Linked DNA regions of Homo sapiens: regions 1, 2 and 4 are each linked to region 3. Evidence: read pairs that join two places in POLR2A ChIA-PET (ENCODE). Cell type or tissue: MCF 10A. All regions are shown on one strand. Each heading gives the region's core, and the rest is flanking DNA. Links, peaks and the distances in the headings are about the cores only. Region 1 overlaps CRYBA1 (crystallin beta A1). Region 2 has its middle 27 kb from the start of CRYBA1. Region 3 overlaps MYO18A (myosin XVIIIA). Region 4 has its middle 5.9 kb from the start of CRYBA1.

Region 1 (6,053 bases), core at 525-5,524, 100 kb before region 3:
AGAAAGAGGAATTGGGAAGAATGGCTTAAAGGACGTGGTGTCATTGATTTGTTGCTGATCTTTTAGAAAACATTTGTCTATGTAAGCTGGGGACTTATTTTTTGTTTGTATATAGAGGGGAAATAGTGCTGCCCTGAACCAATCAGATTTAGTTTAAATCAAATCAATCAAAACTCCAGCTGTTTCTCTTGTCTTTTTACTTAGCAAAGGAAAACTTTAGTGAATGCTACTTGACAAGAAGAAAAGTCATTTCTCAAGCACATACCCAAACTTGAAGGTGATTGAACCCAAAATAATGGGTGGGAAACACCAAATGAGGTGGAGGAATGAGAAAGATGTGTGGGCCAAAGCTATCTGGTTATATTTTGATGTTGCCAATATCGCAAAGCCAAAATTTTAATTTGCTTATTTAATATATTTGTTGGCCAGAGATCTATTTTTATATCAATGTGCCTTGCATGTATATTAAAAAAAAAAAATTGGAAACGCCATGTAGTAATGCCTGAGATAGTCGATGGTTCTTACCACCTCACTAATTTTTATGCAGTATGAAATGCTCATTCTATTGCCCAACTGGTGCTCTCTGTTTAAAGTTACAGATCTTGCGAAACTGGAACTATTTTATAAGCTGGGGAAGTGATTTACTTTTTTTGTTGTATCTTTTTTGTTCTTAGTCTGTTAGTGGCTGTCCTGTAGTGGGAAATAGTAAAAGGATTCTTCACTCCCTTCTCCCCTCAGCACCTTCTTCAAGTAAACATTTCTTGTGTGCTTTGAAAAAAGTTTCAGCTTGCTGTCTCTTTTAGTGTTTTAAAGAAGTGTTATACAAAGCATTGTTTGCAAAATATAGGGAGATAATGGAGTCCACTTTAATTTGGAATTCTGTGTGAGCTATGATCCAAGTTATCAGCTCTTTCCAACTTTAAAAATTTTGTTAAAAGCACCTTGCTTAGAAAATTTTAAATATTTATGTCTGCAACAATTGTCTCAAAATAATAAACTGTGCAATTCTTGTCATTAAAAAAAAAAAAGATCTGAATTTTCCCTAATGTGACTTGTTAGTTTCTCTCTGTATTTCCTGCCAGTGTAAATGTGAAAGCTTTGCTTGCATTACGTTTTAGAAATGCATTTTGCACACTCGAATTTTGCCGAAGCTCCGTGAAAAGGTTAGATCTAAGTAGATGAATAAAGCTATGCACATGTTTTGAAAGTTTAATTTGTGTGTCATTACCAAAAGTGACCGATTTGTCCTTACTACTTTGCTGTTGTTAGCTTTACCATCTTTGGAAACTTGGCTCAAAGTTACATAGTTCTGGGCTAGCTCATCAGTGGAACTAGGAGAGAGGAAAACTGGCACCTATTTTAATAAAGTTCAATTTAAACGAGAGCTTGACTTGTATCTATTAAAGAGCTTTTCTTGAAACAGGGCAGTTTTATCAGCTTTACAAATCATTGGATGCTCTTCCTTAGTAATATTTTGGTTTATTTGATCAAATAGAAATGGAAAGTAATTCAAACTGAAAGACCCTTTTTTGTCATATGGAACTTGGTGACGATTTTTTGTCTTAAAGCTGGTTTAAAGGTAGGATAGGCTTTTACCTTTATTGCTTTAGCATAAATTTGGTTTACTGAATTGACTGGCTTGAGATTAGAATTATTCAGTTGTTTGTAAGATCAAAGCACTGGTTGTTTTAAAGATAACGTGTATCTTTTAAAAAATTGCCCAAGCTGATTAGAACAAGTTTAGGAGTTGGGTACATTTGGTTCAAGTGCTGCAATCTGTATGTACTAAATAGCTTTACTTTGTGTATGTGTACTTATAATGTGTAGATGTACTACTACCCAGGTTTTGTCAAATCATCTTTTTTAAAGTTTTTTTTTTTTTAATTGGTTCAGGACCTTTGTAGGAGAGGCTAATATGTTTAAGTAGAAGATATTACTGATAGCATTTTCCCCATGCTCCTACATAAAAAATAAATATTTCCATTTTATAGCTTTTTCAATATACAGAAGAGGGTTACTTCTTCATCAAGTATATTGTTGCCTTTGAGGACACAGCAAAACCCTTCTATATGTATCTTCATTGATAGTGGCAGTTAAAAACTAAGTTATCCAGTTAAGACTTAAAAGGTGACCCATATTAATTGCATGGCCTTAAAAGGCAGAAATGCAGGAGTGTAGCAAGCATCATTTTAGATGGCTATGGTTCCTCTTCCGCATCTGTCAGTAGTTCACTTATGTTCAGTCTTAGAACCTACTGGAGGAGTGAAGTAATTTCTCTGTCTCGTGCAGAGGCACTAAGGAGCTGAGTTACCTCTTAATCTGGGGGAATGGATAATAAGTGGAGTACAGTTATGTTAAAGGATGTTCCCCCCGCTCAAAAAAAAGTTTCAATGTTTGTTTTGCCCAGTCAAAAATATAGGTCTTTTCTACATATAAGAACAGTCACCAGAAATTTTCCCTTTTGCTAAATGCTTAGGTATTTGCTATAGCTGTTTCTGATGTCATGGATTCTGAGGAAGTGTCATTTACGTGATGATCTTCCTTTATTGATGTCTTCATCATGTTCAGTGTTTTAAAAATATAAATTACAAACACTCTACAACCATACCCAGATTTACTTATTTTATCAGAAAAAAAACTTGAGAAATTTGTAGATCAAATTGAGAGACAATAAGTGTACATTGTTGAATAAAAAATTTTAAAGTTTCTGAGGTGTTTGTTATCTTTTGTGTGCTTTAATTTTTTAAAAAGTCTTTACTGACTAATCTTAAATTCAGCTGATAAAAAGTAAAAAGAAAAACAAACCGAAAACTAAGTTTGTGACATTGATAATGATTTTTTTCCAAAGGGTCAAATATGTGAAGAATTTAAGTCTTCAGTATACTATGGTCCTATGATTTTAAAAAAATTTTTTAATCATACAGGTTTTTACAGTGCTTAGAATTAGCTTGCTTATTGAAAAATCCAGAGCTATCCTGCCTTTTTGCAGGACATTAAGCCTTATGCCCTTCCAATTGAAATAAATCAAAATTGAGCTAAGCAGTTGAGCAACTAGAATGTTAAGTTGCCAAGATTCTGGATTTATTCATAACTTTATGTTGAAATATGTGGCAGTACACACTGGAGAAACTTCCTGTTTCTTTAGTACTGATTTGTCACAAGGTGAAAGGAAAATCAATGCCAACTTCAACATTATTAGAAAGAGCAGGAGACGGGAGGAAAGGACATAAAAACATTTACCAAAAGTGTCAGTCGCTATAGAGATTGATAACATTTAGGTCATATGCTTTATTGTTCTTTGAGATAAGGAATAATTGTCCTTGGCCTGGTGAGTGACTTGCAAGGACACAAAAGAGAATGTGGAGTTTTATGGAAGCTTGACTTAAAAAATTCTCATCCAGACAGGCGCAGTGGCTCAACACCTGTAATCCCAGCACTTTGGGAAGCCACAGTGGGTGGATCACTTGAGCCCAAGAATTCGAGACCAGCCTGGGCAACATAGTGAGACCTCATCTCTACAAAAAGTACAAAAATTAGCCAGGCATAGTGGCAGGCACCTGTAGTCCCAACTACTCAGGAGGCTGAGGCAGGATCACTTGAGCCCAGGAGAATGACGCTGCAGTAAGCCAGATCGCACCACTGCACTTCAGCCTGGGTGACAGTGAGACCCTGTCTCAACAACAACAAAAATTCTCATCCACAGGCCGGGCGTGGTGGCTCACGCCGGTAATCCCGCACTTCGGGAGGCCGAGGCGGGCAGATCACCTAAGGTCGGGAGTTCGAGACCAGCCTGACCAACATGGAGAAACCCCGTCTCTACTAAAAATACAAAATTAGCCAGGTGTGGTGGTGCATGCCTGTAATCCCAGCTACTCGGGAGGCTGAGGCAGAGAATCACTTGAACCCGGGAGGCGAAGGTTGTGGTGAACCAAGATAGCGCCATTACACTCCAGCCTGAGCAACAAGAGCAAAATAACTAAAAAAAAAAAAAAAATTCTCATCCACTTAGGTGTGATTTATGTGAAGCATGGTAGTTAATTCAGTCTACAAAGTTTTTTTTTTTTAAATGACGTTTATTGTGGATTTCAGCAGCTAACATTTGAAAGCAATGTCTGTGAGCAGAACATAAAACTTATTCTAGAGTGCTTAGCAAGGTCTCATGCTTGAGGAATTATCGTACTTGGAGCTTTTAATCAGCTACTGTTGGATTCGGCGAATCGATTGGATCTGCGAAGTCTGGGCATGAGAGCCCCACTCTCTCCAATGTTTATAGTCTCCTCCATGATGGTCACATTCCAAGATATACTGATACCCACGATATCCAGGATATTGGTAGCAAACCCAGCTAGGAAATTCAAAGTACATTTCATTATTAAAACTAATTAGGAATCTGGTTAATACCCCAAAACCTGAGCCTCTTTACTCAACACAATGGTATGAGATGCTTTTAGGCTTAGAAAAAATAGCCATCCTAAATGTGTCAGGCACTATTTGTAAGCATAATATGGCTATAGCTAGTTAATTAGCCTTAATCATCAAAACAGGTATAAGTAGTCAACGTAAATTCTTCCATAGAGGCATGTCTGGGGGAGATAAATCTGCAACCTAAAGTGGTAGTTGGTATAAAGAAATTGAGATTCAAAATTATGTAGAACTAGAATGTGACATCTATACCGATACGTATGAAATCTGATTAAAACATAACTATTGATGCAACCTCAGGAGTTACTTTGAAGTATATTCCAACCCTGTTTTTGTACTTACGCCCCACTTTGTATCTTCATGGAGCCGACTTCGTTGTTGAACCAGCCCATGGCTTGCAAGGAGGGGTAGTCGTCAGAGATCTCCCACTGGCGTCCAATAAAGTTTTCCTTCTCAAAGATGGTCATCTTAGACTCCTTATGATTCTGTAATTCAGAAATTGTTTTAAAATGTTTAGTACTAGTGCTATGGCTATCATTCTTCATGTTTTTCAAAATTGAAACACTTTTGGATTATACAAGGAAGCACATGATAATTTAAAAAGATTAAGGCAACAGATTTGTGAGAAAAAAGTTACCCATAATTTTGTTTATTCCAATTTAAATACCATAACATTTTGAATGTACAAATAACTGATATACTATTTTGGAACAATGAAGAGGATTTGACAGTGAGAAAAAGTACTAACAAAATGCAGCCAACCAAGGGATTAATATTCACTAATGTGAAAAAAGATCTCACAGATTATTACAAAAAGTAAGCCCAAATATGTATGTGTGCGCTTGCGTGTGTATGTGTGTTGTTGGATATAACCTGTATGTCCAGTAGGGGACATGAATACTACACAAGCATTAAAAAGACAGAGACTAACCTGTATGAACTTCAAAAATGGACAAAACTGTTTGGTAATAGAAAGTGGTAGGGGAGCAATTGAGTGGAAAGGGACACCAGGGAACTATGATGGAATGTTCTTTATATGGTTAGGGTGTTGGTTACATGGATCTATATATTTTTCAAAAACTCATGAGAATATTCACTTAGGGTCTGTGCATTTTACTGTATGTCAGTTATACCTTAGGGTGGGCAAATGAAATGTTTTTAAAAGTGAGATTGAAATAATTTCCAGACAGGCAACTATTTATTTGGATTAGAACTATTTAGGTTAACTTCTCCACCAGTTGAATTTTGGCAAGACTTTGAACCAAGATGAGATTATTAACCAAAATCACGAGAAACTCTCACATAGACTGAATATTTGGAAAGGTTCTAGCCCAACCTAACTCCTAATACAGGGATCATTTTCAACACACCCCTTAAGGTCATTCTGCTTTCTGCTTGAACTGTTTCCAAAGACCAGAAACATCCCAGCCTGATGCATTATTGAGTAATACTTAAGTGTTCAGAACAAGAAGATTATTATCAATCAGTGTAGATCGATACTGGAAGACTTGCCTATTTCGTCAGTCATTCCCACTTACTGAAAGGTTACTTCAGCATTTTCCTGTTTCTGCAGTAAAAATGTTACACAGATTGAAATTTAACTGGCCAAGGATTTACTTTTTGCTGCAGGG
Region 2 (6,053 bases), core at 699-5,698, 69 kb before region 3:
CTTTGCTCTGGTGCAGTTTTTCTGGAACCTGTTTTTATCTACAAGACAACTCTTTTGTTCTTGACTTTTAGCAGGAAACCTGGTTGCAGCTCATGGGCCTGAGGCCACATCTCCCATCCCCAGAGGGCATTAAATTTCTGATTCTGATACCCTGGGGGACTCTGGGCTTATGATAAGTGAGGCCTGGGTGTGTTCTGTGATTGGTCATGAGGGACTCACGGAGAGTTTTTAGGTAAACTTTTAATTAAAATCTAACTTTTCATTGAAATCTATGAATCCATACTATAGAAAAGTGCACAAATCATAAGCAATCAGTCTGATTAGTTTTTATAAAGTCCAGACACTTTGTATAACTGCCACACAGATCATGATATAGAACATTATTGGCAATCCCCTCCCTGAAACCCCTTTAGCCCCCCTCTAATCACCACTCTGCACCTAAAGGCAATTAGTATTCCAGTTTCTAATGGCATTTCATTTCAACCATTTGGTACTTTATATAAATGAAATCATACGGTATGGACTCTTCAGTGTCTGGCTTCTTTTGTCATTATATTTGTGAAATTTACTCATGTTACTGCATGTAGTGTTCTAGTCTATGAAAATACCACAATTTAAAAATGTAGCTGGAGCCGGGCGTGGTGGCTCACGCCTGTAATCCCAGCACTTTGAGAGGCCGAGGCAGGCGGATCACTTGAATTCAGGAGTTCAAGACCAGCCTGGCCAACATGGTAAAATCCCGTGTCTACTAAAATATAAAAATTAGCTGGGCAGGGTGGTGTGCGCCTGTAATCCCACCTACTCAGAAGGCTGAGTCAGGAGAATTGCATGAACTTGGGAGGTGGAGGTTGCAGTAAGCCGAGACTGCCATTACACTGCAGCCTGAGCGACAAGAGTGAAACTCTGTCTCAAATAAAATAAAATAAAATAAAATAAAATAAAATAAAATAAAATAAAAATAAAATAAAAAATAAACATCTAGGCCGGGCGCCATATCTCATGCCTGTAATCCCGGCACTTTGGGAGGCCAAGGCGGACCGATTACTTGAGGTCAGGAGTTCAAGACCAGCCTGGCCAACATGGTGAAACTCCGTCTCTACTAAAATACAAAAGTTAGCCAGGCGTAGTGGCGGGCACCTGTAATCCCAGCTACTCAGGAGGCTGAGGCAGGACAATTGCTTGAACCCGGGAGGCGGAGGTTGCAGTGAGCCGAGATTTTGCCTTTGTACTCCAGCCTGGGAAACAAGAGCGAAACTTCATCTCAACAAAACAAACAAACAAACACACACAAAAACTTATTGTAGTGTTGATAGACACTTAGATATTTCCCCACTTGGAGGCTGTTATAAATAGTATTGCTATAAACATGCTTGTTTATGTTTTCTGGGTAACATATGTAAACATTTCTTTTGGGAATATACCTAAGAATAAATTGCTGGGCCATAAATATGTTCAGTTTTAGCAGACACTATCAAACAATTTTTCAAAGTTGTACTAGCTTGCAATCCCACCAACAGTGTGGAATAGTTTAGATGTCTATGCATCACATATTAGAGGATTCAAAACTGGAGGAAATCTTGTCTCTCAACTACAGTGGATCAAGAGTTTTTTCTTTTTTTTAGATGGGGTCTTGGTCTGTCACCCAGGCAGGAGTGGCTCACTGCTGCCTCCAACTACAGGGCTCAAGTGATCCTCCTGCGACAGCTTCCTGTATAGCTGGGACTACCGGTTCATGACACCATGTCTGGCTAATTTTTTTTTTATTTGGAGAGACAGGGGTCTCACTATGTTGTCTGGGCTAGTCTCCAACTCCTGGCCTCAAGTGATTCTCCCACCTTGGCTTCCCAAAGTGCTGGGATTACAGGAGTGAGCTACTGTGCCTGGCCTCAAGAATTATTCGTGTTCCTTTTTTTTTTTTTTTTGAGACGGAGTTTTGCTCTTGTTGCACAGGCTGGAGCGCAGTGGCGCGATCTCGGCTCACCGCAATGTCCACCTCCCGGGTTCAAGCGATTCTCCTGCCTCAGCCTCCCGAGTAGCTGGGATTGTAGGCGCGCACCACCACGCCCGGCTAATTTTTGTATTTTTAGTAGAGACAGGGTCTCGCCATGTTGGCCAGGCTGGTCTTGAACTCCCAACCTCAGTTGATCCACCCGCCTCGGCCTCCCAAAGTGCTGGGATTACAGGCGTGAGCCACCGCGCCCGGCCCATTTGTGTTCCTTTTTAAGGTGAATGAATTAAGGCTGGTGTTAGAACCCTGGTATATATAGTGTATACTTTATGGTATATAACTACAAAGTATTATATTTCAAAATACCTACAACTTTTTTGAACGTTTATCTTGTGCCAGGCACTAAGAGACCATTTCATCACACAAACCTTTGAGACAGGTGTTGTTATTATTCACATAGTTCAGGTGAAGCAGCTGCAGCTTAGAAAGATGAAATAACTGCTCCCGGGTCCCAGAGCCTGAAGTAACAGAGCTGGAACAGCCTGACTACAAAGCCTTGGAGCCCTGCAAATATACATGCTCCTGTGTTTCCTTCCCGAGGGTGGACTCAGCCTTTTTCAAAAAACTCTTTTTCAGCCTCCTAAAGACCTAAGATCAGAGCTATATGTTGCCAGATACGAATACTTAGACCAGGTGAAATTTGTCCAATTGCAGCTTGAAACTGATGCCTTTGTATCCACGGATGAAAATAGGTGAGCAGTCACCTTGAAAAATTCTGTCCCCAGAAGTCTTCTTTCTCTCCAATGTGCTGTGTATTACAATGGCTCAGTGCTGGCCCATAGTGGCACCTCAGTAATACTGGCTGAACGAAATTCTAGAAAAGTTCACAAATTTGTGCGGTTGACGGGACCCTGCTGGCTGTAGCGCCTAGCCTCTAATTTCTGACCACCAGGGGGCATACGTCCGTTTCCAGAGTACCCTTATTCCCAGCAGACTCCGGAAAGCGGGGTCCCTTGAGGACAGGGAGTCCCAAGGAAGGGAGGGATTGTGCCAGAAAACTCTGAATTGAGAAAAAAGGTACATTCGAACTGGGTTTTTTCAGAGAGTGGTCCGATAGCCACCAAACCATAATCACCTAGGGTGCATGGCTAAAATGCAAATTCCAGCTTGTTCACTTCAGGCCGAGAGAATCAGACTTTCTGAGGGTAGGGTATAGAAATCATATGTTAAGGCCTCCAGGCAATTCCCCCCCACGCTCATGGCTCTTTATTTGGACTACCTGTATTCAGTATTGTGTTAACTGTGTGACCTCAGGCAAGTCAATTAACCTAAGACTCAATATTGTCATATTAGGGGAACATAAAAACCTAACTCTCAGGTATGTTGTGAGTAATAAACGAATCAATCCATCTAGAGAGCTTAGAATGAAGCCCGGAAGGAAGCATATTAGCTCTTATACCTCTTAAGATATTATTATTATTATTATTATTATTATTATTATTATTATTATTTGGGACGGAGTCTTGCTCTGTCACCCAGGCTGGAGTGCAGTGGCACGATCTCGGCTCACTGCAAGCTCTGCCTCCCGGGTTCACGCCATTCTCCTGCCTCAGCCTCCCGAGTAGCTGGTACTACAGGCACCTGCCACCATGCCCGGCTAATTTTTTGTATTTTTAGTAGAGACGGGGTTTCACCATGTTAGCCAGGATGGTCTCGATCTCCTGACCTCATGATCTGCCCGCTTCGGCCTCCCAAAGTGCTGGGATTACAAGCGTGAGCCACCGCACCTGGCCTAATTTTTAATTTTTTTTGTAGAGATGGGGGTTCTTGTTATGCTGTCCAGGCTGGTCTTGAACCGCTGGGCTCAAATGATCCTCCTGCCTCAGCCTCCCAAAGTGTTGGGATTACAGGTGTAAGCCACCATGCGTGGCCAGCCTGGGCCTCAGTTTCTGCACATGTAAAATGAGGGAGTGGGACTAATTGGTCTGTGAGATCCCTTCCAGTGCTAATGTTTTATAAAAACTTCACAGGGGCCAGGTGCAGTGGCTCACACCTGTAATCCCCAGCACTTGTAGGAGGCAAAGTTGGGAAGATTGCTTGAGCTCAGGAGTTTGAGACCAACCTGGGCAACACAGCAAGATCCTGTCCCTACAAAAAATGTAAAAAATTAGGTGGGCATGGTGGCGGACATCTGTGGTTCCAGCTACGAGGGAGGCTAAGGCGGGAGGATCGCTTGAGCTTGGGAAGTCGAGGTTGCAGTGAGCCATGATTGCACCACTGCACTCCCACCTGGGCAACAGAGCAAGACCCTGTATCAGAAAACAAACAAATGGCTGAGCATGGTGGCTCATGCCTATAATCCCAGCACTTTTGGGAGGCTGAGGTGGGTGGCTCACTTGAGGTCAGGAGTTCGTGACCAGCCTGGCCAACAAGGTGAAACGCTGTCTCCACTAAAAATACAAAAATTAGCTAGGCGTGGTGGTGCATGCCTGTAATCCCAGCTACTTGGGAGGCTGAGGCACGAGAATTGCTCGAACCCGGGAGGTGGAGGTTGCGGTGAGCTGAGATCAAGCCACTGCACTCCAGGCTGGCCAACAAAGCAAGACTCTATCTTAAACAAACATGCCAACAAACAAAAAACCCAAAACTTCACAGGGTTTGAGGATCCTCCTGAACACACACACACACACAGACACACACACACACCACTTCCCTTCATCTATGTTCCTACAGCCCCTGTGTGGTTCATTCACCTCGAATTACATTGCTAACTCTCTTCCCTGCTTTTTTGAGGGTAGGGTCTGTGTGGTCTTCATCCCAGAGCCTGGCATGGTGCCTACCATATGGTTCCCGTGCAGTAAATATCATTTATACTGGAGAAAGTAGAAATGTAAAGTGTGACACAAAGGGGAGGAATGGGGATAATTTTTATTCCTAGTTGGTCTTTTGGGAAATAGTTGTTGGGAGTAGCTGGAGGGGCCTGGAGACCTAAGGAGGGCATTCTGGTGTATTGGGTGGACAGAGACCTTGGTGCAGGGAATGGGGAAAAAGAAGAGCAGTTTGGAGCAGAGGAGCTTACAGTGTGTTTCACCTCCCAGTTTCCTCCTGCAGTTGACCTGCTTTTTGGTGGTTGTTGTCGTTGTTGTTGTTGTTGTTGTTGTTGTTTGAGAGAAGTGGAAATGGGGTCAGGGCCCAGCCCAGTAGCCTGCAGAGGGTAGGCCTGCAAATATTTCAAATATTTAGCCATAGCATCTGAGAGCTAGAAGGAAACACAGAGGTTTGAGGCAGGCTTCTCATTTTTACAACTAAGTAGAAAAGTACAAGCCAGAAGGCAGTGTCCCTTGCCCATCAAGATGACACATCAGGTAGTAGTGGCGAAGGGAATGTGGGTCTGTCAACTTCCAACCCAGGGCCCTGCCCTGCACCCCGCTTCCTCCAACACTTTGTCTGGACAATGAATGACTTGCATGGGAATGTTTCAGAAAGCGTGGTCATGTCTTCACTAGTCTTTTGTTCCATCCAACCGTCTAGCTGCCTCCTGCATGAGTCCACCTGGATGGCCCCCCAGGCATTTGAAATACAGATAGGCAAAACTGAGCTTGTTACCTTCTCCTGAGTCTTCTGCTCCCCCCTTGTTTCTGCTGTCAGCAAAGAGTGCCACCATTTGTTATTGCATCGTCCAGATTAGAAATCTGGGTGCGCTCCTTGACTCCTACTTCTCCCTCGCCCCCCAATCACTCCCAATGCCTGTCAATCCCACCTCCTGCTCTCTCCATTTCATCCCCGTCTCCAGTACTGAGGCTCCAGTTCAGGGTCTCCTCACATCCAGGCAGGCTCCTCATCAGTCTCATTACACTCAGACTCTAGTCCCCAGCAGCTCAAAGTGTCACCTGCAGGCTGTTTGTAAAATACAAACCTGGTCAAATGTCGATTGAAGTCCTGTGCTTGGTGCTAAATGAATGATGATGAACAAGACAGATGGGGTCCAAGGGTTGACCAGGGGAAGGGTGATATGGACAAGTATATTCTAATTATAATATACCACAGTGAGGGTTGTGGCAGGGGAAGTGCGGAGTGAGATGTGAACCTCGGGGAAGGACAGCTC
Region 3 (6,053 bases), core at 330-5,329:
CTAAGTATTGGCTACAGCTTGGCCTCTGGAGCCAGACTGCTTGGGTCTGAATCCTGGCCATGCTGCCTACTGGCTGAGTGACCTTGGGCAAATTATTTAATTCCTCTGTGCCTCATTTTCGTCATCTATGAAATGAGAATAATCATAGTAGTTTTAGTCCAGTGTGGTTGTTCATGCCTGTAACCCCAACACTTTGGAAGGTTGAGGCAGGAGGATCACTTGAGCCCAGGAGTTCAAGACTAGCCTGGGCAACATAGTGAGACAAGCCCAGACAACATGGTGAGACCCCATCTCTATTAAAGATACAAAAATTAGCTGGGCATGGTGGTGTGTGCCTGTAGTCCCAGTTACTCAAGAGGCTGAGGTGAGAGGATTGCTTGAGCCCAGGAGTTTGCTGCAGTGAGCCGTGATTGCACCACTGCAGTCCATCCTGGGTGTCAGAGCAAGACCCTGTCTCAAACAAACAAGCAAACACAAAATAATAGTACTTTCCTTGTAAGGTTGTCTTGAGGATTAAATGAATCAATACATATAAACCACTTAGAGCAGTGCCTCAAAATAGTGCCTAGAGTCAGTGAGCATTGGCCAGGCATGGTGGTTCACACCTGTAATCCCAGTGCTTTGGGAGGCTGAAATGGGAAGATCTCTTGAGGCTAGGAGTTCAAGACCAGCCTGCGAAAGATAGTGCTACTTTGTACAAAAAGTAAAAATATTAGCCCAGTGTGGTGGTGCATGCCTGTCCTAGCTACTTAGGAGGCTGAAGCAGGAGGATCGCTTGAGCCCAGGAGTTTGAGGCTGCAGTGAGCCATGATCACACCACTGCACTCCAACCTGAGTGACAGAATGAGATCCTGTTTAAAAAAAAAAGAAGAAGTGAACATTATCATCATCCTCATTAATCTGTCTCTGGTACGTCAGGAAGCACTGGTGCCTGGTAGCTTGGTACCCGCAGGAATGTCACAGGTGCTGTTCCTGTTAATGGCTCAGCTCTGCTCACGGGGAGTGTTGGAGAACTGCTTTATTCTTGTCCCCACGCTGATGCTTATGCCCAAAGTGCCTTTCAGGTAGAGATGGGGAACAGGCCTAAGCTTACTCAGGGCTGCACAGTAATCTTAGCGAGGGATTGCTTTGGCCTGAGTTTCCAATCTGGTCTGAAGTTTGATTCCAGTTTTTAAAATTGGGCTGCTTTCTCTGTGACTCCCTCCAGTCAGATTCTTAGCTGATGGCAAGACCTCTGGAGTACCAGGTGTCTTTCTACCTATTTGTTTTCCATTTGAACAAACTCACCCTACTTTTTGGTCTTTCTACAATTTATTTTGTTTCTTCACACCTGTCTTGCTCCTGACAGCCCATTTAGATTAGGACTAAGCAGGAATTGAGGCATAAAACAGAAAGACAGTCCTGACCTGCCAGTTCCAGAGTCTGTCCTCTGCTCCTTCCACCACCCATATGAGCATGCCTAGACTCTCCCACTTGTGATTTTTACTGCAGCAAAACCTCTCCAGTGAAGTCTCTGTGACGGAACACAACAGTGGTCAGACCCGCCAATCTGTTCCTTTGCTCTTCTGTGGATGCGGGGCTGGGGGGCTTCTCTGAGCCTCCTCTCCAGCATGTCAGATATGTCCAGAGTCCATTCTCCACCGTGTCCTCCCCTTCCTACTCCTCCTTTGCTTCATCTAGTTGGTGACACAGGGAGGTGTCCAGTTATGGGCCTCACTGCTCCATGGCAGAAATCCTGGCATGCCCTGGATGAGGCTTCATTGGCCTTATTTGCTGTTGAAAGTTCAGGATTCTGTTGGGACTTCTGATTCTATAGGAGTACTAACATCAGATAAGTCCTGCAGCGGGTGGCTTGGGGAAGCCCTCAGGCCACTGCATTCCAGATGTCTTACTCGTGCTTGGCCCAGAGAATGCAGAAACAAGGAACCATTGTGTGATTGTGCAGGCACTGAGGGGCTTTCTCCCAGGCCTGGGACGCCTTGGGGTGGGAGTAGGTTTCCATTCAGTCTTGGCTTCTGCTCCCAGCTGGGTATTAAATTGTGACTACAGTCCCCTCCTCCACCTCTTTTGGAGGCCTAGGGAACAAGGCAAGGCATGTGTGGATAGGAGTCTAAGCAGACTCTGGGGTGAGGAAGGGAGACAACAGCAGGTAGGCGGGGGCATCATCTGAAGGAGGCATTGGTAGAGGGACCAGGACACACTGAAAGGGAACCTCTAGACCAGACCTGCCCAACAGAACAATTTGCAAGGGTAGAAATGGTCTATAATGCTATCCAACTTAGTAGGAACTGAACCTTAAATTTTATTTGATTTTAATTTAATCAGAAGTATCCTCATTGTTTCCATTTAACTGGAATTTTTTCTGAGACGGGGTCTTGCTCTGTCACCCAGGCTAGAGTGCAGTGGCACCATCACAGTTCACTGCAGCGAACTCTTGGGCTTGAGTGATCCTCCCACCTCCCCCTCCCAAGTTGCTGGGACCACACTTGGCTAATTAAAAAAAAATTTTTTTTGTAGAGACGGGGTCTCACTATGTTGCCCAGGCTGGTCTTGTGTTAACAACACCTTTGCAACCACAGCAACTCCTGACCTGTGGGCCCTTGCCTGGGGCCCCCTCTCTCCTCCTTTCTTCCTCCTCTCTCCTCCCCAGATGAGCTGAAAGCAATTCCTGCAGCCAAAACTAGCCCTTCCAACCAACTTCATGTTTGACAAGCATCTGTTTCTACAGCAACAATAAGAGCTACAGTTTTGGGATTTTGAAGAAAATGGGCGGGACAAAGGGTAGAGGATCCTCTATAGGGTCTTTCAAAGGCACAGAAGAGAGACCTCAAAATCAGTCATCAAAGGAAGACAAGCGATCTTGCTGCCTAGACCTCCCAAAATGTTGGGATTATGGGCATGAGCCATAACACCCGGCCAGCTTCAATTTGAATAGCCACTCATGGCTAGTAGCTACCATATTGAACAGTACGGCTCTAAACAGCTCCCAGAAAGAAATAGTTGGGTGTTCTTGAAGGTTTGTTTCCTCCTTCAGAGTCCCCCTGGTAAGGCAGGGGATGGTGGCATTTCCCCTTCCTCTCAAGAAGGAAGAGCTGTCCTCTCTGGCAATTTCTACACCTCAACCACCACCAGCTCTGGAATCCTAATGCCCCAGGGCCAGCAGGTCCCTGGCTGTGTGCCACCACAACTGGGGCAGCGCTTCCTTTCCTCGCCAAGGATGTCTTCTGCCCAGCTTTGTAACACACAGGTACTCACATGCCCCAGTGGATTTGGCCCAGGCTGTTAGCACAGAGGTGGTGGGTTGGTAGGCAAGGTAGAGGCTTTTGCTTCTTCCTGTTTCTATGGACATAGGGTTTGTGCTTTATTTTTTACTTCAGAGGGTTTTAGAAACAGGCCCAATAGGGGCTCCAGAGGTGAACACACAGATTCTCAAATATTTATTGGATGTCCAGTGTTACGAGGAACCTGAGGCTTGTCTAGAAGAACTTCTCTGACTTTGAGAATAAGCACCACAGGCCTCCATCTCTCACACCCAGGAAGACCTTACTGATATTTTATTTAAATTGCTGTGGCTGACCCTTAAGCTGGCTTCCTTTTTTTTCTTCTGTGGAAATGGAGAAGAGTTGTCATTTATATGAAAAAGAGAACAATGCTTCATTATGTTTATTCCCTCCTGTCTACCAGAGGGGGTGGATAGGAGAACATAGTGCATGTGGTACATTTAGGAGACCCAGAAGTGACCCAAGTCCTGATGAGATGTGGGGCAGGGCTGTGGAGGATTTTGGGAAAGGATCCTCAAGGCTGGCTCATGGCTTTGGGCCTTGGGGGAGCTTGGCAAAGCAGAGGCAATTTGGAAGTCCCCGGGGGCCATGAGGAAATCCCCAGCAGCTGAGAGACCTCAGAGAGCAGCAGGCCTGCTGTCGGGCCAGTCAGGTGGTCCCTGCAGTCGGCCGCATATGCCTGCCTAGTCTTTGGGGATTGACTCAGGGTCTTGGCAGAGAGGACAAGCCCAGGCGTCCCTACTTGGGCTCTGTGCCCGAAAAGGTGTGGTGGCACATGGCTCTGAGCAAACTGATGGGTGTGCCAATGCAGGGACTGGGTGGGTGTAGGGGCTGGGGGGAGTGTCAGAGCCCCAAGCCTCGGCGACCACCTCTGGGGCAGTGATCTGTGGCTCGCCGTCCCATACCCACTGACCTTCCTGATTGCTTGTCTCTAGACAAGCCCCTCTCTAGAACAGGCTTTCCTGGCGTCTTTTGACCTTGCATTCATGTATTCATTCATTTATTCCATCAATAAGCATTTACTGAATGCCTACTATATGTAGGAACTGTTTTAGGTTCTGGGGATAGAGCGGTGATAAAAACAAAGTGGGCACCGAGCTCATCCCTGCCTCTTCTTGCCCTACGCGTCCTGGGGACGGCGAGAGGCCATCTTGCCGCCGCAGCCCCCTCGGGCCGGAGCTCCTGGGGGACGCCTCCTGGGGGTGGGGCCTGGAGGCCGGCCTGGCGGAGGTGAAAGCGGCCCCAGCAAAGCGGGAGGGTAGATGAGAAGGGGGCTGCCACCCTCTGCTGGGCGCCAGCGGCGCTGCAGGGCGGAGCTTCCAGGGCTCTAGGCGCATGTGCTGGGCTTGGCCCCACCCCCTTGGCCCCGCCCAGGCTCCGGCTGGCCGGTGGGCCAACCCGGGAAGTGCCGCCCCGGGCCTGGGGCTGACTCGGCCCTCACAGAGCCTGACCCGTGCGTAGGGTGCTGAGTGGCTGGGGTGGCCCTGGGCATGCGCCGTTGGTCACTCCAGGTTTCCTCTCAGCCCTCCTTCTCCTCTCTGAGACCATCCCTAGGCTTCTTAAAGGGAGTCTGCCCTATAACCCTTCAGAATCCACTGGCTATCGGCACTGGTAGAATTTCATAAAAAATCTTGGCACCTCAATACCAATCGCTGTCTCCTAACACTACTGTTTCATACGAGGTGACATTTTGTTACTTACACACACACACACACACACACACACACACACACAAAAGAATAAAGGATAATTCCTCCCAAGAAAGGGAAGGGACTCCTGCGCTGGCATTTTCTTTGAGACAGGTGTAGACTCTAGTACTGGCCCTAGGGCTGGTGCTGAGGACCTCTGAAGTGGTCATCCTGGAAGTGCACCTGCCACCCTAGTGGCTGGGCCCTCCCACTTCAAAAGCAAGTGCTCCAGGCCCTCCTGGCCCTGAGCTCTGAGTGCTTTAAACAGGACTCTCCCCAACTCCCTAAATATAGTTCTATTATTGACACTTTACACACCGCAAATTTGTAATACAAGGATCATATAATTAGTACCCATTTATGGCAACAGTGCTTATAGACTTTTTTTTAGGAGTTTTGATTTACAGGGGAACTAGAGGGACAAATGGGGTCAGAGAAGTATTCTTTTGTTAAGATATATTTTGTTAAGATATATATATCTCATTGTTAAGATATATCTTAACAAAATATATCTTCCCAAGCTTTAAACCTTGGTATCTTTCCTTACTTTTCTCAATCTCCACCCAGACCCGCTTGTGCCCATTTCCCATCCTTCCCCAAATAGTCACCAAGTCCAGCTTATTTTTTCTCTTGAGTCACCCTCTCTTCCCCATCAACTGCCAGAATCCTAGGCAGACCCTTCTTATCTCTCATTTGGCATCACCTTTTACCTTGACTTCCTTTTTTTTTTTTTTTTTTTGTCACCCAGGCTGGAGTGCAGTGGCATGGTCGTAGCTCACTGTAATCTGTAACCTTGAACTCCTGGGCTCAAGTGATTGATCCTCCCACCTCAGCCTCTGAAGTAGCTAAGACTACAGTTGCAGGCCACCACGCCTGGCTAATTTTTAAATTTTTTGTAGACGGGTCTCTGTGTTTCCCAGGCTGGTCTTGAACTCCTGGTCTGAAGTGATCCTCCTGCCTCTGCCTTCCAAAGTTTTGGGATTACAGGTATGAGCCACCATGCCTGACTACCTTGACTTTCTAATGTTCTTTCACCTTCCAGCCTCCTTTCTCCTCCTCTTGCATCCTGTTAGCTCAGAATGTT
Region 4 (6,053 bases), core at 311-5,310, 90 kb before region 3:
TCTGGCAGGGGACAGAGTTGCTTTTGGTATCATAGCATGCTCTGGCCACCTGGTGGCTGTGCAAGGGCTTAAAGCACTAGCTGTCTATGGTTGGTGATTCTTCTTTCCTTTCCCTTCTCTTCCTCCTTCCTTTCTTCAGAATTAGGGTCTTTGGGAAACACTCATTTAGTCATTTTTTCAATCATCCACTCTTAGGCTGGCTTAGGCCCTCACAGTGTGTCCTCATGTCATCCTGTGCTTTTCCAATTACACAAGATCACATTGATCATGCTGCAGAAATTGCTTTAGGAACTAGAAGTACTGGTTTCCAAATGTTGGGGGAAACTGAGGCACTTGGGCCTCAGATACAGGACAAGACTTTTCATAGTATATTTTTCTGTAATCTTTAAATTTTGAACATTGGGAACATATTTTCTATTAAGACTAAGTGATTTTAAAAAATAAAACATTGTTTACCTATCTAATTCTTCCACTAGCCTCCATGCTCTATAAGGGCAGGAGCCTCATCTGTCTAGTTCACTGAGGTTTTTTTTTTTTTTGGTTGTTTCTTTCTCTTTTTTTTTTTTATTAAGACAGGGTCTCATTCTGTTGCCCAGGCTGGAGTGCAGTGGCACGATCATGGCTCACTGCAACCTCCACCTTCCGGGCTCAAGCGATCCTCCCAACTCAGCCTCTCAGGTAGCTGAGATGGTAAGTGTGCGCCATCATGCCCAGCTAATTTTTGTATTTGTTTGTAGAGACAGAGTTTTGCCATGTTGCCCAGGCAGGTCTCGAACTCCTGGACTCAAGGGATTCACTGGCCTCAGCTTCTCAAAGTGCTGGGATTACAAGTGTGAGCCACTGCAGCCTGCCTGGGTCATTGTTACGTCTTCGGCTCTAAGCATACCTTCTAGCTCAATAAGTATATTCCGAATGAATGAATGAATGAATGAATGAATGACTGGGTTTTGTGATTCTGGTGGCATAGTCCTTATTGCTAGGAGCACCCAGCTGAGTTTGGCCTTCTCACCCCAGCCACAACTGGCCTGCTTGGGCTTCACACACCCTCAGCATCGTAATATGGGGGCTTTACATCCTACTGAATTGCTAGTACATGGAGATCAACTTAGCTAATTTTTAATTTTTGCAGAGAAGCGAGGCTTTTATGTTTGATTGAAAAGCCCAAACACACATGCACAGAACTATAGTGGTGGTCGGGTGGGAATCAGGGTTATTGTGAGAACAATTTACAAATATCCATCATACATTCCTGGAGTCATAAGTCCTCATCTGGCCTCAATCCACTTTTCTCAATCACCTTAAGTCCTGAAAGATTGAGGATTCTCAGCTCTCCAGTACTGACCACCAAGCCTTCCAAATGTCAACTCAATATAGTTTTTAACAGAGTTCTGGCGGATTCCCCCTCTGACATTGTCTGGCACTGCTGCTTCCCTTGCGGCAGCCCCCAGCCCCATCTCATTCCAGGAAAGTTAAAGCAGAGCCACTCAAGGAGTGGTAATGAAGGGAGCAACCAGCTTGGAATCCCTTCTCCCAGGCTGAGTATGGGTCTCTCCTGTTCATCCTTATTAATAATAACTACAGCTTACTGAGCATTGACTGCAAAACCAGACAGTGTCTTTGTAATCCTTACCACAATGCCGTGAAGTAGATAATAATACCCATTTTACAGATGAGCTAACTGAGGTTCTGAGAGGCCAGGGAAGTTCTGGGCCAGGGAACCTAGCAGGGACTTCAGTATATGTCTATCTGACTGCAAAGCCCATCTTCTTTCTTCCTGGCACAAAATAGGGTGATAATATCTACCTTAACCACTGCTATCAGATGAAGGGAAATAAAGGGATTTAGAGCAATGCTAGGTACTCAGAACTCATCACCACATGGTAATTGCATTACTGACTGTGCCAAGTCAGATACCATCTTTTGCTAAATTCTCATAGAGACAAGTGGGAGCAAGTAGCACAGATTTTAGAAAAAAAATTCAGATAAAAAATGTTTCCTTTGAATTTGGAAAATTCACTCCATTTTTCTTGTTTTCCGATATTTTTCTTTATTAAATTTTAGCAGCGTATTCTGTCAGTCTAGTTTTCTAGAGGGCATGGATCTTTTGGGGACACAGGTTGCAAACTGTGTTCTCAGCCTGCACACCCATTGCACAACTGAATGAGACAACTGGCTGTCCAGCGGGGTGCACTGTTAGATTTAGAGGTGATATCTGACATTAAGAGGACCATGACAGCTCCCCATATGTAACCAGGGCATTTCGAACCTTGGGCTTCTGGACACCAGGGCTACACGCCAAGCAGCATAGATGCTCAGTGGAATTTTGTGGATGGCTTTGACTCCCTGGCCTTGCCTCTAGGCCGGGGGAGAGGGAGTGAGGTCATGGGGCCAGGGAAGCCCTTGGACTCAGCACTTTGTGGTAAGTGCACAATGGAGCTGGCCAGGCGGCTGAGCAGCGCTTTTGTTGTGTGGGAATAAGCAGGATGGGTACAAAGCAAAGGGCCCAGTCAGCGTTCAGCCTGCACCCACCTCCCCCATGAGGGGCTGCTGCTGCAGGATCTTGTTTTTTTGCCCTGTGCCTTTCTACCTCTTCAAACAGGCAGGGGAGCCAGGGCCTGGCTGGGCCTGAAAAGGCAGCAGGGCAGGCACTGGGGGAGAACTTGCCTCCATTTCTTTCTGAACCCTTTCTGAGGTCATCCATTCCTCTGCTTCCAGGCATAAAAGGATGCCAACCTGCTGGGAGAGCTGTTGTCCTAAGGGCCCAGCCTCCACAGCCTGCTTGCTCTGTGTGTAAATGACTCAGAGCATCTCAATTCAACTCAGTCTAAGTGAATTTCTCAATACTGCAGATTTAGTCACTTCCTCTCAACTAGAACCCCTATGAAACAGCTAGAAAAGTAGGTACAAGGATGGGACTTGTCCTATTGTGTGACACTCAGCCCACTCTCTCCACTGTAGCCAAGCAGTCCAACTCTGTATCATTCAGGGTTGCTAGACTGAGCAAGTAAAAATATAGGACACTAAATTAAATGTGAATATCAGGTAAATAATGGCTTTTTTTTTCAGTATCAGTAGATCTCAAACATTTTTTTCTACTCAAAAAATATTTGTTGTTTATCTGAAACTCAGCTTTAATTGGGTATGTATCCTGCGTTTTATCTGCCAACCCTAGTCTCCTCTTGCTTTTGTCTGGAGCATCCCATGATCCGCCTCTGCCAATCTGCTTCTCTTTTGTCCTTTGGAGAAGACAGTGTAAAGAGTCACCACCTGCAGGAAATCTTCCCTGGCTTACCCAGGCTGACCAGCCAACCACAGCATCCTATAACAAAGAGGAGAAAGGAAGAAAACCAATATGTTTTTAAGTCTTTTTCCAAATGTTATCTAGTTTAGTGCTCCCAAATAACCCTGGGAGATATGCCTAACTAGCTCCATTTTCTAATGCAGAAAACACTCAGAGAACTTATGTTATCAACCTGAGGCCACATAAGCTAGGAAGTGGCAGAGCCACATTACAAACTCAATTCTCTTTGTTTCAAAAGTCTGTATTTTTTATCATGTTGCTTATAGGCATCCCTCTTCCTCTTGACTCGTGTGAACAACAGAGTAGCTAGGAAAGCAACTTTATTCTCATCTCCTCGGCCCCTTTATTTATTTCTTTTTCTGGTGGGGCTAGTTTCTCTTCTTTGCCTTAGATGTAAATTTGAATGGTCTCATGGCTTTTCTTGACACTTGTTGGTAATAAAAAGTTAGATGGTTACTTTTATTTTATTTTTATTTTTTTATTATTATTATTTGAGACGGTCTTGCTCTGTCACCCAGGCTGGAGCACAATGGCGTGATCTCAGCTCACTGCAACCTCTGCCTCCTGGGTTCAAGCGATTCTCCTGCCTCAGCCTCCCAAGTAGCTGGGACTACAGGTGTCCGCCACTACGCCTGGCTAATTTTTGTATTTTTAGTAGAGATGGGGTTTCACCATGTTGGCCAGGCTGGTTTCAAACTCCTGACCTCAGGTGATCCGCCCACCTCAGCCTCCCAAAGTGCTGGGATTACAGGTGTGAGCCACCACACCCGGCCTATTTTATTTTATTTTTTTGAGACCGAGCCTCATTCTATCACCCAGGCTGGAGTGCAGTGGTGTGATCTTGGCTCACTGCAACCTCCACCTCCCGGATTTGAGTGATTCTTGTGCCTCAGCCCCCCAGTTAGCTGGGATTACAGGCACCCACCACCACGCCTGGCTAATTTTTGTATTTTTTGGTAGAGATGGGGTTTCGCCATGTTGGCCAGGTTGGTCTCAAATTCCTGGCCTCAGGTGATCTGCCTGCCTTGGCCTCCCAGAGTGCTGGGATTATAGGCCTGAGTCACCTCAACTGGGCCTAGATAGTTACTTTAAATCACAAAAAAGACAATCTCAATTTTAAATGCGTATGTTCAGTGTATGGTGGTAGCAACCAAAACTTCAATCCCCATTCAAAAGTAAGTCATCTATTTGTAATCCCAGACAGGACATGCTTTAGGCAGAAATCCTGGACCCAGGGACCCAGGGAAAGTGAACCCTTTTTTCTTTCTTTCTTTCTTTTTTTTTTTTTTTTTTTTTTTTTGAGACAGAGTCTCGCTCTGTCGCCCAGGCTGGAGTGCAGTGGTGCTAATTTCGGCTCACTGCATCTCCGTCTTCCGGGTTCACGCCATTCTCCTGCCTCAGCCTCCCGAGTAGCTGGGACTACAGGCGCCTGCCACCACGCCTGGCTAATTTTTTGTATTTTTAGTAGAGACGGGGTTTCACCGTGGTCTCAATCTCCTGACTTCGTGATCCATCTGCCTCGGCCTCCCAAAGTGCTGGGATTACAGGCGTGAGCCACCATGCCCAGCATGAACCTTTTTTCTTTCTCCCACTATTTCACTGGTTTCTGACCCTTCCAGGAGTGGAAGGAACAAGAGAGGAAGAGGGCAGAAAATTTCTTACTTGACTGGTCCTGTGGTTAGATGGCTTCACACTACTCTGTATCTGGCAACTCTTCACAGCTGTCAGTTTTGTGGGCACTTAATGGTTCTTGGGAGAGCCCCCACCTGCAATAACTTTGATCTAGGTCTATGCATCTCCACTCTGGCTACCTGTTCCTTCTACAGCTCCTAGGTACCTGGTGGTCACCTCCAGTGTCATTCTGCTAAGGACACATCTGTGCTCCAGGTCTAAGTCGCTACAACCCCATTCCAGCTCCCTCTCAGGCATGACCTCCCTTTCATCCATGGGAAGCACTCACACATGCTTTGCCGTGGCCAATTCTGGCATGTGGGCTTGTTCTTACTCAATCAGCCTCCTTTGCTTGGCCTCATCCCTCAGCAGTTGCCCAGCCTAACTTCTGACCTTTAGATTCTAGTCTGCAGGGGACACATCTTAAGCTTTCAGAGTGGGCCCCTCGTAGCCTTCTCCTTTGCCTTGCAGTGAAGCTCCTTCACCCCTTCCCCTGAAGGGCAGTGGGATTCACAACACAGCTATCTCCCAAAATTTTCTTTCTGCCTCTGTCTCCAATTCTTTTATATTCTTGGTATAAGAAGGAAGGGTAGGCCACACACTATGGCTCATGCCTGTAATCGCAGCACTTTGGAAGGCCGAGGCGGGTGAATCACTTGAGGTCAGGAGTTGGAGACCAGCCTGGCCAACATGGTGAAACCCTGTTTCTACTAAAAATACAAAAATTAGCCAGGGCATGGTGGCACATACCTGTAATCCTAGCTACTGGGAAGGCTGAGGCAGGGGAATGGCTTGATTCTGGGGGTGGAGGTTGCAGTGAGCTGAGATCGCGCCACTGTACTCCAGCCTGGGTGACAGAGTGGACTGTGTATCAAAAAAAAAGAAAAAAAAAAAAAGAAATTTCTGCATAATGGTCTGTTGCACAACTCACTACTTTGGCTTCTAATATCTACCACTTTGGTGACTCAGCTGATTTTTCTTTTTTGTTTTTTTTAGAGACAGGACCTTGCTATCTCACCCAGGCTGAAGTGCAGTGGTGCGATCATGGCTCACTGCAGCCTCGAACTCTTGGACTTAAGTG

What was found. Peaks named below come from ENCODE experiments on the same cell type or tissue, not always from the same donor. Only the 100,000 strongest peaks of a DNase experiment are listed, where the experiment ranks them.
Region 1: POLR2A ChIA-PET joins it to region 3 with 12 read pairs; 11 of 35 experiments call an interaction of 5 or more read pairs at or near these places.
Region 2: POLR2A ChIA-PET joins it to region 3 with 13 read pairs; 15 of 35 experiments call an interaction of 5 or more read pairs at or near these places.
Region 4: POLR2A ChIA-PET joins it to region 3 with 18 read pairs; 11 of 35 experiments call an interaction of 5 or more read pairs at or near these places.

Annotation. Positions count from the first base shown.
Region 1 is chr17:29,252,494-29,258,546 of GRCh38, reverse strand. It overlaps CRYBA1 (crystallin beta A1), which reads right to left. Exons shown (of 6, transcript NM_005208.5): 5 at 4,765-4,907; 6 at 4,053-4,345. The coding sequence ends at 4,198. It overlaps NUFIP2 (nuclear FMR1 interacting protein 2), which reads left to right. Exons shown (of 4, transcript NM_020772.3): 4 at 1-2,708. Among named protein-coding and RNA genes, the nearest start is that of CRYBA1, 8.7 kb to the right of the region's middle. In MCF 10A, for the core only: no CTCF peak of the experiment used is centred there; DNase peaks (open chromatin) are centred at 576 and 3,096.
Region 2 is chr17:29,216,429-29,222,481 of GRCh38, reverse strand. No RefSeq gene overlaps it. Among named protein-coding and RNA genes, the nearest start is that of CRYBA1, 27 kb to the left of the region's middle. RefSeq lists a silencer at 2,782-2,871. In MCF 10A, for the core only: a CTCF peak has its summit at 2,884 (motif pointing right); a DNase peak (open chromatin) is centred at 2,901.
Region 3 is chr17:29,147,545-29,153,597 of GRCh38, reverse strand. All of the region lies in intron 2 of MYO18A (myosin XVIIIA), which reads left to right. The region is part of intron 1 of LOC124903967 (a long non-coding RNA gene); the gene reads right to left. Among named protein-coding and RNA genes, the nearest start is that of MYO18A, 30 kb to the left of the region's middle. RefSeq lists enhancers at 3,703-3,752, 3,773-3,962 and a silencer at 4,343-4,822. In MCF 10A, for the core only: a CTCF peak has its summit at 4,567 (motif pointing left); DNase peaks (open chromatin) are centred at 3,217, 4,017 and 4,607.
Region 4 is chr17:29,237,899-29,243,951 of GRCh38, reverse strand. No RefSeq gene overlaps it. Among named protein-coding and RNA genes, the nearest start is that of CRYBA1, 5.9 kb to the left of the region's middle. In MCF 10A, for the core only: no CTCF peak of the experiment used is centred there; DNase peaks (open chromatin) are centred at 2,771 and 5,281.